Regions from separate parts of the Homo sapiens genome. Here region 2 is linked to region 1. The links are chromatin loops, found by intact Hi-C in ENCODE. Cell type or tissue: PC-9. All regions are shown on one strand.

Region 1 (8,000 bases):
TAGGACAGAACAGGCAGGCCAAGTTCACTGAAGCTTAAGAAAATCATGTTTAGACTCTGTTTAAAAACATCCAGGCTGGCTCCCATTCTATAGCATGAAGGGCAAGTCCATGTTCTTCTCGCCAGTGCCCACGTAGACGTAGCCATAGTTCTTGGTGCGGGGAGCATGGTAGAAGGTGAGGCCCGGCCAGAGCAGGCTGCGCAGCACCACCAGGGCATTGCCCCTCTCCATCTGGATGCTCCAGGACCCTGAGATAAGACAGGCAGGAGGTGAGGCCTGGTGCTGCTGGAGCCACAGCTCTGCCCTTCATGCTGTGGCCCCTGGCTCCTTGGGCAGCCAGGCCCAGGTGCTATGGTTCCACTGGGGAGAGACCATTTAATTCTCCAGATGCTTTACTCCCTGATTGTCTTTTAGCCATTATTCTTTTCGTTTTAAGAGACATGGTCTCACTCTGTCACCCAGGCTGGAATGCAGTGGCGCAATCACAACTCAATGCAGTCTTGACTCCTGGGCTCAAGCAATCCTCCCACCTTAGCCTCCAGAGTAGCTGGGACCATGGGCATGCACCACCATACCCAGCTAACTTTTCTGATTTTTTGTAGAGATGGGGCCTCACTGTGTTGCCCAGGCTGGTCTCAAACTCCCGGGCTCAGGCGATCCTCCCACCTTGGCCTCCCAAAGTGCTGGGATTACAGATGTGAGCCACCACGCCCAGCCCTTTTAGCCATCTCACTGCTCATTAAAACCACTTTCAGAGGGAGGGCAAAGGAAATGAAAAGAGGCGAAACTCAAACCAGTCTGTTTTGTTCCTGTCAGCAAGTCTAGCTAAAGGTTGAGTGGGGGAGGAGGCTGAATCCAATCCACAGGCAGAGGGGAGTTGGGCTGGGCCAAGGGAGACACCAGCTCCTCCCACACTATACCTAGTGCAGTCACCAGTTCTAGTGTGGTTTGCCACTACTTGCCATTTTGCTGTGTCTTCCCCATTTCCTGAAGCCTCTCCTGAGTTGGATTAGACCAGACCAGGAAAGGAAGGCTCAAATAGAAATTTGGGCAGTTCAGGCCTCCTAGCTCAATGGCCCTTTCTGGCAGCTGGTAGACTGGGAGCCATCCTTGGTGGGAGGGGACTTGGGCTGCCCCTAATGAGCCTTTGTCCTAGGTTCTGCCCTGGTTTTTGTCTCCCCACACAGGAGCAGCCCAGCTCAGGGCTGAGTCGTGCAGCCATGAGGACTTGGCTGGAAGGGCCTGATTAAGCTCCAGAACCGAGGGAGGGAGCCACAGTGTGGGAGGAAGGAGCCTGGGAAAATCGCCTCTGGATGCAGATCTGGGGCTTCTATTCCCCTGCGCACTGAGGCCTCTCCCGGCCCAGCCACAGCCCTGCTCCAGGCCCTGCCAGAAAGGCAAATGCTTTGAAAGTTTTGGTGTTGGACCAGCCAGCCATGCGCTGAGAGCTTCTCTGAGGCCTTCATCAGCTGCCAGCTCAGCCTGGCTGCTTGGCTCCTGCTGCCCCAGCTTCCCACGGGCCACCTCCAACCATGGTTCACCCTAGTCACTCCACACCCTGCAGCCTCACAACTCAGTGCCCACCCACTGGGGGCCACCCTGCATCCAAGAAACCTGATTGCCAGGAACCCCTGACCCTCATGGCAGCTCATGCACCCTTACTCAGGGTGCAGCCGCCTGCCCAGGTCAAAACCAAAGTTTTCTGGGCGTATATAGTTTGGCTGTCCCTGGTCCTGCTCAGGGAGAAGCCAATCGCAAAGCTCACTTTAGCACCGTGCAGTGGCCAGCACCAAGTGCCATCGCCCATGCAAAGGATGACGTCAGCCCCCTCCAGCCCACACAGTGCCTGCTGGACAACATCAAGAAGAAAGTAGTGCCCCTGTGTTAGCGGGGCTCCGGCTGGAACACTGCCCCTGAGAAGGAGTATTTCCCCTGACTCTTAAAACTTTTCTCTGGGTGCTTGAGGTCCTCTGCCTCTCAGACCTGCCCTCAGAGTTTGAGAGTCCCTAGCCTGGTACTTTCCTGGTCATGCATCTCCAGAAAACAGATTGTTTAGGATTGATGAGGGTGGGGGTCCAACAGGACAGAGTGTTCCAACTCCACTGCTTCAGCCTTGGACAAGAAGCACAGACCCAGGGAGATCCGATTCCCTCACTTGGTCACCCCACCAGCCTAGAGTATCGTCAGGGACCAGGCTCCATAAAGACAGTCCCTCAGCCCCTTGAACTAAGACCAGACTGCCTCATCTCTATCTGCCTACTGAGGGAGGGCAGCTTGCAGCCTGCCTGGGCTAGGTGCTGCCCTGGAGAAAATGGAATCCTGGAGTCCTCCAACCTAGACCCTTGTCAGTTCATTGTTGCCAGCACCTTGGCATGCCTGGGCAAGGGCTTGGTCCTGCCCTGCCCTCACACCAGCCTGCCTGCCTAGGCTTTGGCCACCTCTTGCCTCCAGTAGATAATGCAGGGGGCGGGGGGCAGTGTTCTTGGACGAAGTGGCCTAGGCCTATCAGCAGGGGCTCCTACCCAGAGAGCAAGGAGAAACTGGCAGGGGAGCTAGGGAAATACAGTGCCCCCGCCTGGCAGGGGGCAGTGCTGCGCAGGCGGGAGGGTGCTGGTGGAGTACGGTAGCGGCATGTAGGGCCAGCCAGAAAACAGCACTGCCTCCCTCCCTCGCATTCCTGTCACACTCCTGTCCTCTCATCGTCCCTGGCTCAGCTGGTCGCCCGGGAAACACAGACTCAACGTGCCAGGAGTCACGTAGCATCTACCTGAAGAGCCAAGCACTTGCTGTCACCTTCACCCACTTTCTTACTGCAACTGCTGAACAGGCTGAGCCCAGCCAGCTGCTGTCACCGCCTCCAGGACTCGGGGAAAAGCCCCCTGCAGACTTGGTGCTGCAGGTTCACAGCCCCCGCTCTCTCTTCTCTCCCCAAATCCCTCCTGCCCCCTAGCAGCCACTCTTCTCCAGAAGCTGTGTTTTGAGGATGTGATGGGTACAGGTTGGTAAATCAGGAGGGGTTCCTCCTGGGTTTCCTGGGCCCACAGGGTCTCACCCACCTTGCTAGTATGGAAACCTCAGGCTAGGGCGTACTTACTCTAATTACATTCTCCTGCCATCCTGGAAGAAAGGCAGCTCTGGGATTAAGATCGAGGGACAGTAGGCCAGGCTGGGGACCAGGGCTGTCCAGGGGCAACAGATGGCTCAAACCCTCTCAGATGAGCACCAACAAAATTTTTGTCACATACAAAAAAAAAATGGCCATGGGTTCCCAGTGGGAGAGGCACCCCCATCCCCTACAAGGGCCACAAGAATCATATACCCCCTAGAGGCCTGAGGACAGAGGAGGAGGAGGAGGGAGAAACCTCTGGCTGCCAGACCCGTATCAAATCGAGTAGCAAAGGCAGGCCCCGTGGCCCAGAAGGCTGAACACTTGTCAGCCAGGCTTCCAAGGAACTGGGGCAGGAAGAGCCACCTGCGCACATCCCGAAGGGAAGGCTGACCCTGGGCACCATGTTCCCCCCCGCGCCCATGCCCGCCTCACTCGCCCCCTTCCCGGTCCTCAACCACCACCAGCAGCAGCTTTCAAAGGCTGCTTTCCAGGTAGGCAGGCAGGCGCGTTGCTGCCCTCTGCTGCCTGAACTGAGCATTGCTGCTGAGGAATTGCTTGGGAAGGAGCCCCAGCCTGTGTGCACCTGGCAATTCTGAGACCTTTGCACCAGCCCAGAGTGGAGCAAGGAGAGGAGCAGTGGCCCTCCAGCCCTCCTCCTTTACCTCCCAGGACACCGATGCTTGCAAGGCACCCTCTAGTTTACATTTCCCTTTCCCATCCTCTGTTTCATTTGATCTTCCCAAACCTCTGAGGCAAGGGAGGTGTTTTTCTTATTCCAAGGGCATCACAGGTGCCTGTTGTAGCTGCTCAGTGGCTATTTGCTGATATAGTGGATGTTCAGGGAGCATCGAATGGCAAGATACTACCTAGGAATCTAGGCTCCTGACCGGGCGTGCTGGCTCACGCCTGTAATCCCAGCACTTTGGGAGGCTGAGGTGGGCAGATCACCTGAGGTCAGGAGTTCGAGAGCAGCCTGGGCAACATGGTGAAACCTCATCTCTGCTAAAAATACAAAAATTAGGCGTGGTGACATGCGCCTGTAATCCCAGCTACTTGGGAGACGGAGGCAGGAGAATTGCTTGAACCCAGGAGGCAGAGGTTGTAATGAGCTGAGGTTCCAGCGAGACTCTGTCTCAAATATATGTATATATATGGCCTCCTGACCCACGGCTGCATCTATGCCACCTGGCTGCAGCCCAAGGTCAGAGAACTCTTAGTCATTACCCTGGATCCGGCAGGAGGATGGTCCTGCCACCCCAGAACCAGCTACCCACTCCCATGGAACTTTGCGGATCCCTGGACACGGCATGACAACTCATGAGGACAACAGCTCTCCCACTCCTCTCTTCAGCCAAGGTGTCTCTTGTCACTTTGGCCAAGGGACAAGATGCGGAGTCGTTGGCCTACCTCATGGACACAGAGCAGGAGTCCCAGGAACAGGGCCAACCAAAACCACACCTGCTCAGAAGCCACGTGAAGTCACCCTGAACAACTGCCTCAGACCCTGAAAGGAAACAGTTATCCTAACTGGCCAGAAAACAGCTGCCAAATCCCATCCCTCCAGCCAGTCCTGGTGTCCCAGGGAACTCTTCCTTGGGATTTTGGCCCCAATTAGCAGCCCAGCCCAGCTGCTGCCTGCCTGGCAGGGGAGCCTCCAAGCAGCTCAGACTGCTCTTTTCCTAGCTGATAAGGAAAGGGGACCGGGGAGGAAAATCAGAGCTGTCCGCTCTCCTGTGACCATCCACACTTCCACTCCATCGCCATGACCCTCATCGAACCATCGTGAGAAAAAGGTGGGCCTAGGCTGGGCACGGTGGCTTATGCCTGTAATCCCAGCACTTTGGGAGGCTGAGGTGGGTGGATCCCTTGAGCTGAGTTGTTCAAGACCAGCCTGGGCAACACGGTGAAACCTCATCTCTACAAAAAATACAAAAACTAGCCAGGCATGGTGGTCCACACCTGTAGTCCCAGCTACTCGGGAGGCTGAGGCAGGAGGATCACTTAATCCTGGGAGGCGGAGGTTGCAGTGAGCCAAGATCATCCCACTGGCCACTGCACTCCAGCCAGGGCAACAGAGTGAGACCCTGTCAAATTAAAAAAAAAAGAAAGAAAGAAAGAAAGAAAAACTGGTAGTAGTGGCTCTGGGAGGAAGGACCTGAAGAGTATGGGGAGGTTTCCCAAGGTAAGGCCAGGAGCATCCCTCCCCTGAGGCCCACATGCCCAGGAAATGCCAGGAGTCCTCAGCTTCCAAGGTTCCAGCTCATAAAGCAACATGGTGGGGTGGACTGGGAAGTGAAGCCAGCAGCTGATCCTGCAGCCCTGAGGTCACCATCAGGGCAGGATGCCTAGGGCCTTGGGTCACTGCAGCTCACCCACCTGCCAGGCCCAGATGCCACACCTCCCATAGGCCTGATGAATTCACTTGCCAACTGGACACATCAGAGTGGCTCACCAGGCTGGAATGCAATGGTGGCCAATCACAAGTAACCTCAAACTCCTAAGCTCAAGCGATTCTGCCACCTTGGCCTCCCAAAGCACTGGAATTATAGGCATGGGCCACCTTGCCCAGCCCCAACCCCAGCAGCCTTTAGGAAGACTCCAAAGCTCCACATTTTACTTCTCCTGTTGCAAGGAAAGACAGCTGCCTCCAGGGTCCACCTTACCCGAGACAGCAGAGGGCAGATAGGGCTGATGGTGTTCCCTTAGGAAGACTTTGCTGGGCCCCACCCCATCTAGCTGGCTTTGGTCTTGGCTGCAGAAGCTCTATCACCCTCTTCACCCCTCTTGCTGCACAGTGGATGAGGCTCCACGGGCAAAGCAGCACTACTGCACCAGCCCCTCTCACCCAGCACAAAGGAGAGTTTCATCTTCTGATTCTGGAGCATCCAGCTGCAGGTAAGAAGGCTGCAAAGGGCTTGCCAGACACACCCTGAATCAGGGGACAGGGCTGCTGCCCTCAGATTAGGGGAATGAAGAGGACTTCTGTAGGCCCACCCCTCAGCCCCTGGCTCTGAGGTTCCATCACCACCGCCGTTCCAGGCTCCCTTTGTCAACGAGGGACGTACAGCACCCTCAGCCTCCTGACAAGTCTGGGAGCAGAGATGGAGGAGATGAGGGGAGTCTGAGAAGTATGTCTGATGGGCGAGAAATGCCCCAACCCCTATAGACCCTCTTCATATCCCCCTACTTGTCCGGAGACCCTCCTCTCTGTCACTACAGCACTGGCCCTGCTCAGAGTAGCTTGACTCAGATGTTCCTGTATGATGGAAGCCCAAATGGCCACTCCTTGGTGGCAGCTCCTACCCACTCAGAACCATTGCCTGGCCCCTGGGGCACTGCAGTAGCCCTGAAATGGCCTCATGATTCCTGGTTTGCCTTGCCCTGTCTCGCTCCACCTGTGTACCACTGCCTTATTGTCACAGACCTGCTCACAAGCCACCAGCAGCTTCTACTGCCTTGGCCTTCTAGGCCCTCCTAGGCCTGCCCCAACTCATCTCTAAGGACTTTCTGCCACTAAAAAAATTAATAATAAGGCCAGGTGCAGTGGCTCACGCCTGTAGTCCCAGCTACTCAGGAGGCTGAGACAGTAGAATCACTCAAACCCGGGAGGCAGAGGCTGCAGTGAGCTGAGATCATGCCACTGCACTCCAGCCTGGGCGAGAAACTCCGTCTCAAATAAATAAACTCTGTCTCAAAATAATCATCATCATCATCATCATCATCACAGGTTTACTTTGATATATTGCTCTTCACAAACACTGCAGTTTTTATAAATTGAAGGTTTGCATGTGTAAAGCCAGTATATCAGTGCCATTTTTCCAACAGCATATGCTCACTTTGTATCTCTGTGTCACATTTTGGTAGTTTTCACAATTTTTCAAACTCTTTTTTTTTTTTTTTCGAGACATTCTCATTCTGTCACCCAGGCTGGAGTGCAGTGGCGTGATCTCGGCTCACTGCCACCTCTGCCTCCAAGGTTCAAGTGATTCTCGTGTCTCAGCCTCCTGAGTAGCTGGGACTACAGGTGTGCACACTACACCTGGCTAATTTTTGTATTTTTAGTATAGATGGGGTTTCACTATGTTGGCCAGACTGGTCTCAAACTCCTGGCCTTTAGTGATCCGCCCACCTCGGCCTCCCAAAGTGCTGGAATTACAGGCATGAGTCACCGCACTCAGCCCTTTTTTTTGTTATTATTATTATATGTGTTATGGTGTTCTGTGATCAGTGATCTTTGATGTTACTATGATATTGTTTTGGGGCACCACGAACTACATCCATTTAAGATGGCAAACTTAATTGATAAATGTGTGTCTTCTGACTTCTCCCAGCCCTCTCCCTCTCCTCAGGCCACCCTATTCCCTGAGACACAACAATCATGAAATTAGGCCAATTAATAACTCTACAGAGGCTGGGCGCATTGGTTCTTTCCTGCAATCCCAGTACTCTGGGAGGCTGAGGGAGGTGGATCATCTGAGGTCAGGAGTTTGAGACCAGCCTGGCCAACATGGTGAAACCCTGTCTCTACTAAAAATACAAAAATTAGCTGGGCATGGTGGCATGTGCCTATAATCCCGGCTACTCAGGAGGGTGAGGCAGAAGAATCGCTTGAACCCAGGAGGCGGAGGTTGTAATGAGCTGAGATCATGCCATTGCACTCCAGCCTGGGCAACACAGTGAGACTCTGTCTCAAAAAAAAATAAAAAATAAAATAACTCTACAATAGCCTCTAAGTGTTAAGTGAAAGGAAGAATCTCACGCCTCTCACTTTAAATCAAAAGCTAGAAATGACTAAGTTTAGTAAGGAAGGCATGTCAGAAGCTGAGATAGAGCCAGGCATGGTGGTTCATCCCTGTAATCCCAGCACTTTAGGAGGCTGAGGCAGGAGGAC
Region 2 (8,000 bases), 670 kb before region 1:
TAGCACAAACATAAGCTACTATTCAAGCAGCTCTTTTTACATGCCCCCAAACTAGCTTCCTTCTAAACTTCAAATGGTGCCCCCCACCTGCCCCCGCCCCCGGGTGTAGTATACTTGGATGTGGCCACCAACTCCACAGCCTGGATTTCTTAGAACTCAACTGTAGGTCCTCTCCACCTCGGTCATGCCAGAGTCCCTTTTTTCTGGAACCTTCTCCAGCTGTCTGCCGCAGGTCGTGCTTGAGATGGAGGGGAGACGGCAGCCCCGTGGACTGTTTCCAGTGAGCATGGATGGACTCATCTGTGCCCATGATGATTTTAAATATTAGAAGCAACCCAGAGACAAAGAAAGTCCCTCGTAAGAAAGGTATCAGTCAAAACAAACAAATTCCACAAGCCACCGAAAGTCAGGAGGGCAGGACTGGCCTCTAAACGGGAGCCTTACTCCCTCCACCTGGGCGTTTCGTGGTTTGGAAGCCCTGGGAGCCCCAGCGAGTCCGCCCCCAGCCCGAACCAGGCTCGCTGCAGCCCCCATCCAGCTCAAGGTGCTCCTTCTTTTCCACCTCGGGGTCTTCCCACCCCCTTCCCCAGGGGAGGCCCGGGTCTGTGCTCAGAGGCCTCCACGGACCAACGAACCAACTGGCAACTGAACTGCCGAACGCACGCCGCACGCCGAGGCCTGAGAACCGAGAGCCTAGGGCAAAAGGGACACCGCAGCCGCCTGCTTCTCCCACAGAGGCGCGTTCCGGGGTTGCCGGGACACCGGCTCCAGTAACGCGGCGCGCAGCGTCCTGCCTGGCTCGGCTGCCGGCCCCCCTGTCTGTCACCCCCCGGCTCTCTGGCCATTGGTACAGGATGGAGGCTCCTGAGAGGTACGGAGCAAGGAGCTCCAGCCATGGCCCGGCGTCACAGGCAAGGACCGCTGCAAAAGCCACTTTGTGATTTTGGACTTTTTTTTTTTTTTTAAGAGTTGTGGTTCTTTTCCAGGCAATTTTCATTATTAGAACTGTAGGCTCTGGTAGCAGTGAAAGATGCGCCCTCCACAAAGCTTGCAGATGCCTGGTTATAATTGGCGTTGATTAGACAGGATCCACCTACCACTTACAGAGCGCCTTTTCTGGGCCAGGCGCCCTGGTGGATATTATCTTCCTTAAACAGCCAGCTGCGTTTTTCAAAATAGAAAACCAAATTTTAGCAAAGGCTTGCGCAAGGTCACCCAGAAAACAGATTCATTTCTAAGTTTCCTCATTCCAAATCCACCACTCTTTCCATCATATTGACTTAAATTTGTCTTCCTCATCCTTTCCAGTATCTAATAAATCTTGCATAGAAAGCTTTTCTCCAAGTCTAGTTTAAGTCCCTAAATTCGTGTTTAGACCAAGTTTTCCCTTCTTTTGTTACTGATTATAAGAGAAATAAATGGTCATTATAGAAATATTGGAAAATATGGAAAAGTATTATTAATATCCATGATCTCACCATACAGAAGTTAAATACTTTTTTCCTGGATAGCTATTGCTATATAACAAATCACCCTCAAACTCTGTTGTTTTAAACAACAACATTCATTTTTAATTTCTGATCCTGGTCGTTGGCTAGGCTAAGCTAGGCTGTTCATGCTTGGGGTCTCTCACAGGGTCTCAGTCAGAGGTCACAGAGGAGCTTCCTCACTCATGTGTCTGGTGATTGATGCTGGTTGTCAGTTGAGGTCAGCAGGGTTAGCGCCAGTTCACCCATGTGTGGCGTTTCCATGTGCTTTCTCACACCAGTGTCTGAGTTTCCAACGTGAGCATCCCAGGAGGACCAGGCAGAAGTTGTATTGCCTCCATAGTCACAAATGCATGGAGAGGGAACTTAGATCACACCTCTCCATCATGGTCATACTGTATGAAGAGCACAGGGGACAGGGGATCTTGTGGCCCTCCTAGAAAATACAATCTCCCCTACTGATATTTAGGGGTTATTCCTTGTCCTTTTTCTATGCACATGTATGTCATATACCCCTAGTGATTTACACCCCTGCTGATATTTAGGGGCTCCTTCCTCTCTACCCTTTTTCTGTGCACAAATATGTTAACATATTATAGATAGATAGATAGATAGATAGATAGATAGATAGATAGATAGATATAGATATAGATATCTCTTGTATTGGGCTTTTAAAATTTAAGATTATAGTTGATGGCTGGGGCTGTGGCTCACGCCCATAATCCCATAATCCCAGCACTTTGGGAGGCCGAGGTGGGTGGATCACTTGAGATCAGGAGTTCAAGACCAGCCTGGCCGTCATGATGAAACCCGTCTCTACTAAAAATACAAAAAAAAAAAAATTAGCCAGGCGTGGTGGCAGGCACCTGTAATCCCAGTTATTTGGGGTGCTGAAGGAGAACTGCTTGAACCCGGGGGGCAGAGGTTGCAGTGAACTGAGATCATGCCACTGCACTCCATCCTGGACAAGAGAGTGAGACTCCATCTCAAAAAAAAAAAAAAAAAGTTGGCCCTCCATATCTGAGGGTTTTGGATCCACAGATATGACCAACTACAGATTAAAAATATTCAAAAAATATATAAAAATTTAAAATAATACAGATAAAAACAGCAAAGTATAGCAACAATTTACATAGCATTTACATTGCTTTAGGTATTATAAATAATCTAGGGATGATTTGAAGTACCGTACAGGAGGATTTGCATAAGTTATATGCAAATACTATGCCATTTTGTAAAAGGGACTTGAACATCCTTGATATGCTCAAGATTTTGGTGTGGGAGGGGAGTCCTAGAACAAATCCCCCAGGGATACAGAAGGATGGCTGCATATCCTGAGCATTTCCCCTTATTGAAGTTAAAAAAACATGTTATCTCTTTATCCCACGGTAGGAGAGGTAACAGTTATTTAATAGAAATGTTAGCTGGGCAACAGCATAGTTAGTTATTAATGGCTTGACTCAAGAGGCTGCCTCACCAGGAAGGCAGAGATTTTTGTCTATTTTGTCCACTGCTGTATGCCAAGCAACTAGCACAGTGCCTGGCACATATAAATGCTCAATAACCATTTATTTAATGAATGAATAAATGAGTGAGTGGGTGGGTGGGTGGATGGATGATTACAATGGTCTGAGCTGAGCCCCTCCCTCTCTTGCTTGCATCCTCCTAGGAGGAAAGAGTCCAGGTTTCTAACCTGAACCACCAGGTTCCAAGACATCAAGATCTATCTGTTGGTCAGGTGATTTTGCAAGGCAGGCGAGTGAATCACAGAAGGGAAACTTTCTCATCCTTAGTGAGTCCTGTGAACTGTGACTCACAAGCCTTCCCTTACTCTGCAGCTTAAAACCTCCCAGGCCACCTTGCCCTCACTCCTTGGGCAAGTTTTAGATGCCTGTCGCACCAGGCCTGCCCTGGCAGCTGTGCCCAAGGTTTGGCGAGGCACTGGAGCCAGCTAAAGTGTTCTCAAGGCCGTGGAGCTGCCTCTGATCAGCTTGGCCCCAACGCACAGCCAGTGTTTTCCCAGGATTGGCACCTGAAGCTTCCTGTGCACAGCAGCCCCACAACCAGAGTTCAGCAGCAGAGGCGAGGGGAGGATGCTAGATGTCCCCAGAAGACTGAGGTTCCTGAAGGTCCCAGAAAATCTTGCCTGTATAGCCGGGAGGGTGAGCACAGTTGGGCAAGAAGAAGGCCTTCCTCAGTGTTCCCTTGCCGTCCCCTGTCTGAGCACCCCAAACCAAGCCCAGCCTGGAGGTTACTGCAGCACCTGTGCAGGAACATGGAGGCCTGATGCAGGGAGGGGCGGTGGTCCCAGGTCCTTAAGGTCAACTCAACTGTTTCTCCAGCTTTAGGGCCCTCCTTTCAGCTTTACAGTCCGGGATCCTGATGTTCCACAAGCCTGGCTCTCCTGGGTCTGAATGAGCTCAGGAAACCTGGGGCTCCAGGCCAACACAAACACGCACAGGGTTTACGTGTGAAGTTTTCCACTGAACTATATAAAATTTCTGGTTATGTAGGTGAAACATAGTTGCATATCAGCAAATTTATGTTATTCAACTTAATCATGAAGGACAAATACTTCTAGCAGGTTTCATGGTGAGGCCAGAGGAGGGTGGGCTGAACTTTAACCCCCTCCCTTCCCCTTTGCTCCTTCTCCCTGAAGGACCCCACTTCGCTTTCAGTAGCTGGGAGCTTGTCTCTGGGAAGGAATGATAGACAGTGAGGCGGGGGTGGAAGCAGGGGGCCAGGCACTGGATAGGAACCGTTGGTTCTGGTTCTCCCCTGGCTCCCCCAACCCCAGACCCTTGAGAGCAGCTGGGGCAGCCATAAGAATCAAGAGCCCAGAGATTAGAGGAAACCAGACAGCAGAGGGAGAAAGATAAACTCAAATAAACTCTACCCCATTCCTCTTGAGTCTTGGCAGGACAAAAAGTGCCTGCTGGAGAAAGAAACTTGAGCCTAGAAGGATGGTATTATTTAATTGCCTAGGGTCAGAGACATTGGTAAAAAAAAAAAAAAAGCCTCGAGTTTGGTAAGCCTCAAGAGCTACAAGCTAAACTGGGTGAGGAGGGCGTCTTAAACACCACTTCTCCTCGAAAGAGCACTGCAGGCTGTCCCTATAGGGGAGCCTCTCTTCCCCAATGTCAAGGAAAGGTCACCCAGCAGAAGCCCTCATTTAACGCGCGTGTCCCATAAGTGTGCACCAGAGGGCAGTATAAACCCAGGTATGGAAAACGGGATGCGCTCATAGATTGTCTACAGTTGACTTCAAGTAAGGGGCATCACAGAGCCTTGTATAAAGACAGCGCTAGGGAAATAGGTGTTGAGTGGATTACTGACACACGGCCACCGTCAGAACCCTTCAATGGTAGGCAGAAGAAGCCTGGCAAAGATAGGGGAGAGAGAGCATTTGCTACCTCAGAACTGACTAACATGGCCAGCTCCCAAATAGCCAGAGGGCCTCCCCATCAGTTCAGGCCAGGAAACAATGACCAGACACCTGCTATGTTCCAGGCACTGTGCTAGGTACAAGAATTTAAAGGTGAGTAAAACACAGTCCTTTCCCTGACTGAGTTCCCCTGATAGCTTTGCCCATCTCTTTACATTTGTTTATCTCATTTAATCCCAACCACAGTGAAGTGCTAGTAGAATCATCCTCTGTTTACAAATGAGGAAAGACAGACTCAGAAGGCAGAAGTAACTCATCCCACCACCGTAACTGGCAAAGCTGGAGTTTAAATCCAGTCTCTTTAGATTCAGAGCCTAAGCTTTCACCACTGTGCCAGAGCCTTCTTATATGTGCCCTCAGCAATGAGCAGGTCCGTTTGTCATCTCAGTACTGGCCAGGCTGTCAGGGCTACATCCTAGGCTGCCAGACCGCCTGGGAGAGGCCTGGGAGGACGCTTGTCCCAGAAACACAAAAGTCCCTTTGGACTTGGATTTCTGAGTAACATAAATCAATGACTAAGATTTTAAAATGTGTGTAACCTATGTAATATATAAAACAGACATGCAGAGTAAGGACAGCAGCTTCTGTGAGTGGAATGCCTATACTCTACAGAACAGGAAAGGAAAAGGCTGAATTACGTGAGGTTGAAGTGGAATTCCTTCAATATGAGGTTTAACCCAATATGGACTAGGAAGTCACTGCAGATCTCTCATCAGAGGAATGATGAGGCAAAAATGGCATATGCTGCCCATCCTTGTATCCCTCCCAGGTCCACTCCCACTGTCTCCACCTTGTTTTGTGCCTGCCTGGGAGGTTGGCCTATGTGGACTGCACCCCCCAAATCCCATAGAGGCACCCCCAAATCCCATAGAGGAAGGCAGGGAGGGAAGTGAAGTCAGGGTATTTACCCCTCAACCCCTAGCTCCTGTCCTGTTGGCCTCAGTTGTCTATGCCCCTCCCCTTAGGGCCACGGCCCCTGTCAGGGGTGGGCTCCACACAGCTCTCTTTGGGGACTACTGACTGCTTCCTTCCCTGGACCTTGCAGGCCTAGGAATAGAAGTGACTCCCAGCTGTTACAGCCCTGAGGCATTGCCCCATTCCCTGCTGCTTTTCCTAAACCCCACCTTCACCTCTGTAAATAGTGCCTTTATTATACCCTGCAGTTACTCAGCTGGAGGGTGCCATTTCTTTCTTAGTAGAACCCTAGAGCTCTAGGGAGATTAGTCTGATGAGGTGGGAAGGCTGCTGTCTGAGGAAGAGGGCCAGGCAGAAGGCACTTAATGGATATGAGAAGCCAACCAAACAGAGGAGGCAAAGACAACCCCAAGACTTACGGCCTGAGGACACCAAGTCTTGGAAAAATAGATCTAATTTTACATGGGTCTCTGTGTGAACTGGAGAGGAAAGAGGGTTAGCAAAAGAAATGGTTAAGCTGGTTTCAGCTAGGCTGAGAGTGGGAGATGTTGGCCTACCAACAGGAAGTTGAATGAACTTTTTCTGGTGCCTGAAATTGGTACCTGGGGCTCCAAGTTGGAGACGAAGAGGCATTAAATAATCCATATTCTAAAGAGAACGAACATTCATCCACAGAAGGCCAGACTATTACTGGAGCCTATTAAGAGGCTGCCAAATCTCTGAACATTGCTGAATATTTGTTACTTTTGCAGAAAAAATAAGCAAATAAATGTTATTGTGGTCTTCAACCCAGCCAATACTGTGAAAATAAGCATTATGACGTTATAAGAACAAGCGCAGTCTTCAGAATCAAACTTCCCGAGCGCAAATCTTGCCACTCCTGCTTACCAGCTGTCCACTCTAGGTAAGTTATTCAGCCCCTGTGAGCCTCAGTTTCCTCATCTGTAAACGGAGATCATAATAGTACTTCCCTCATAAGGTTGAGAGGATTCATGAATAAATACATGTCACTTAGAATGACAGGCACATGGTAGGAAGTCAATAACTGTGTGCTTTTGTTATGAAGAGCAATTCCTTCTATGACTGATTTATATAATAAAGAAGTACAAACACTCAACTCTGATGCAAGAGGACCTGTACAGTATTTGGCTTGTTCTCTTGGGGAAGAGTGGAGGAGAGAAACCAATAGAAGAAATTTCATTCTTGCAAGTTGTTAAAGAGCTAAAGGTTCTTGGGGAAGAAGTGAGATCATCTCCTTACCGTGCTCATCATGAACTCTGAGAGGAGGGTGGCTACATCCTCCTGCATCTTCACTCAGATTTGAACCAGGACCAGGGACAGACTGAAACCCTCCAGAAGGGCCAGCTTTTAGAAGACAATGGGGAAGACTGCCTCCTGAGAGAGACGGGCTTCTCCACACAAACTCTAAGAAAAATGCAAAAATGGCTAGGTAGGGAGCTCATTGGCCTTGGAAATTCTCCCCTAAAAAAAAGAGTGCAAGGCAGAACTAGGGCAAGATTCTATGGTAGGTTAGGAAAAGAAATGCAAGTTAGCATGGCAGGATCTTCCTGGTTTAAAAAGCCCCAGCTGTTGTTTTGTTGAAGGTCATATGATCCATTTCACAAACCACAGGTGCAGCAGAGGGGTCACCTAGCTCATGGTGGAATTGCCAACTATAAAATAGCATTTCCACAGCCCAAGCTGGTGGCAAGAGGTAGCATGCTGCTGAGCTCTGCCATCTGCTCTTTCAGGTCCACCTCCACTTTTCTTTCCCCCTACAAGCATAAGAATAGACAGATTTCCCGAGAAACAGAGAAAGGGGAAAGAAAACAAAAGCCAGCAGGTTGGCTGATGTGGGCTGAGGAACAAATGGTGGAAGTCAGATTTCTGCTCAGGGTATTGCCAAGGAGAGATCTGTAAGAAATGGACATGTCTTGTTTTTCTGAGCCTAGATATTTCTTAAAAGTAGAAGGCCGAGTGCAGTGGCTCACGCCTGTAATCCCAGCACTTTGGGAGGCCAAGGCGGGTGGGTCACCTGAGGTCAGGAGATCAAGACCATCCTGGCCAACATCATGAAACCCCGTCTCTACTAAAAATACAAAAAATTAGCTGGATGTGGTGGTGCGTGCCTGTAATCCCAGCTACTCAGGAGG

Evidence for each region. A loop is a pair of places that touch in the nucleus more often than their neighbours do. Peaks named below come from ENCODE experiments on the same cell type or tissue, not always from the same donor. Only the 100,000 strongest peaks of a DNase experiment are listed, where the experiment ranks them.
Region 2: it touches region 1 in a loop (8-fold over the local background); 2 of 110 quality-filtered maps call a loop at or near these places.

The regions. Positions count from the first base shown.
Region 1 is chr6:43,663,037-43,671,036 of GRCh38, reverse strand. RSPH9 (radial spoke head component 9) reads right to left here. Exons shown (of 5, transcript NM_152732.5): 5 at 1-248. The coding sequence ends at 88. Among named protein-coding and RNA genes, the nearest start is that of MRPS18A, 21 kb to the left of the region's middle. RefSeq lists a silencer at 737-976 and enhancers at 2,151-2,310, 2,401-2,490, 3,111-3,260, 3,881-3,950. In PC-9, CTCF peaks have their summits at 2,286, 2,488, 3,416 and 3,618 (motif pointing left); DNase peaks (open chromatin) are centred at 846, 2,696, 3,616 and 5,516; H3K4me3 peaks cover 1,115 bases; H3K27ac peaks cover 2,724 bases.
Region 2 is chr6:44,335,396-44,343,395 of GRCh38, reverse strand. It overlaps SPATS1 (spermatogenesis associated serine rich 1), which reads right to left and starts at 746. Exons shown (of 9, transcript NM_001372081.1): 1 at 628-746; 2 at 162-300. The coding sequence starts at 300. In PC-9, CTCF peaks have their summits at 4,458 and 4,675 (motif pointing right); a DNase peak (open chromatin) is centred at 3,285; H3K27me3 peaks cover 1,178 bases.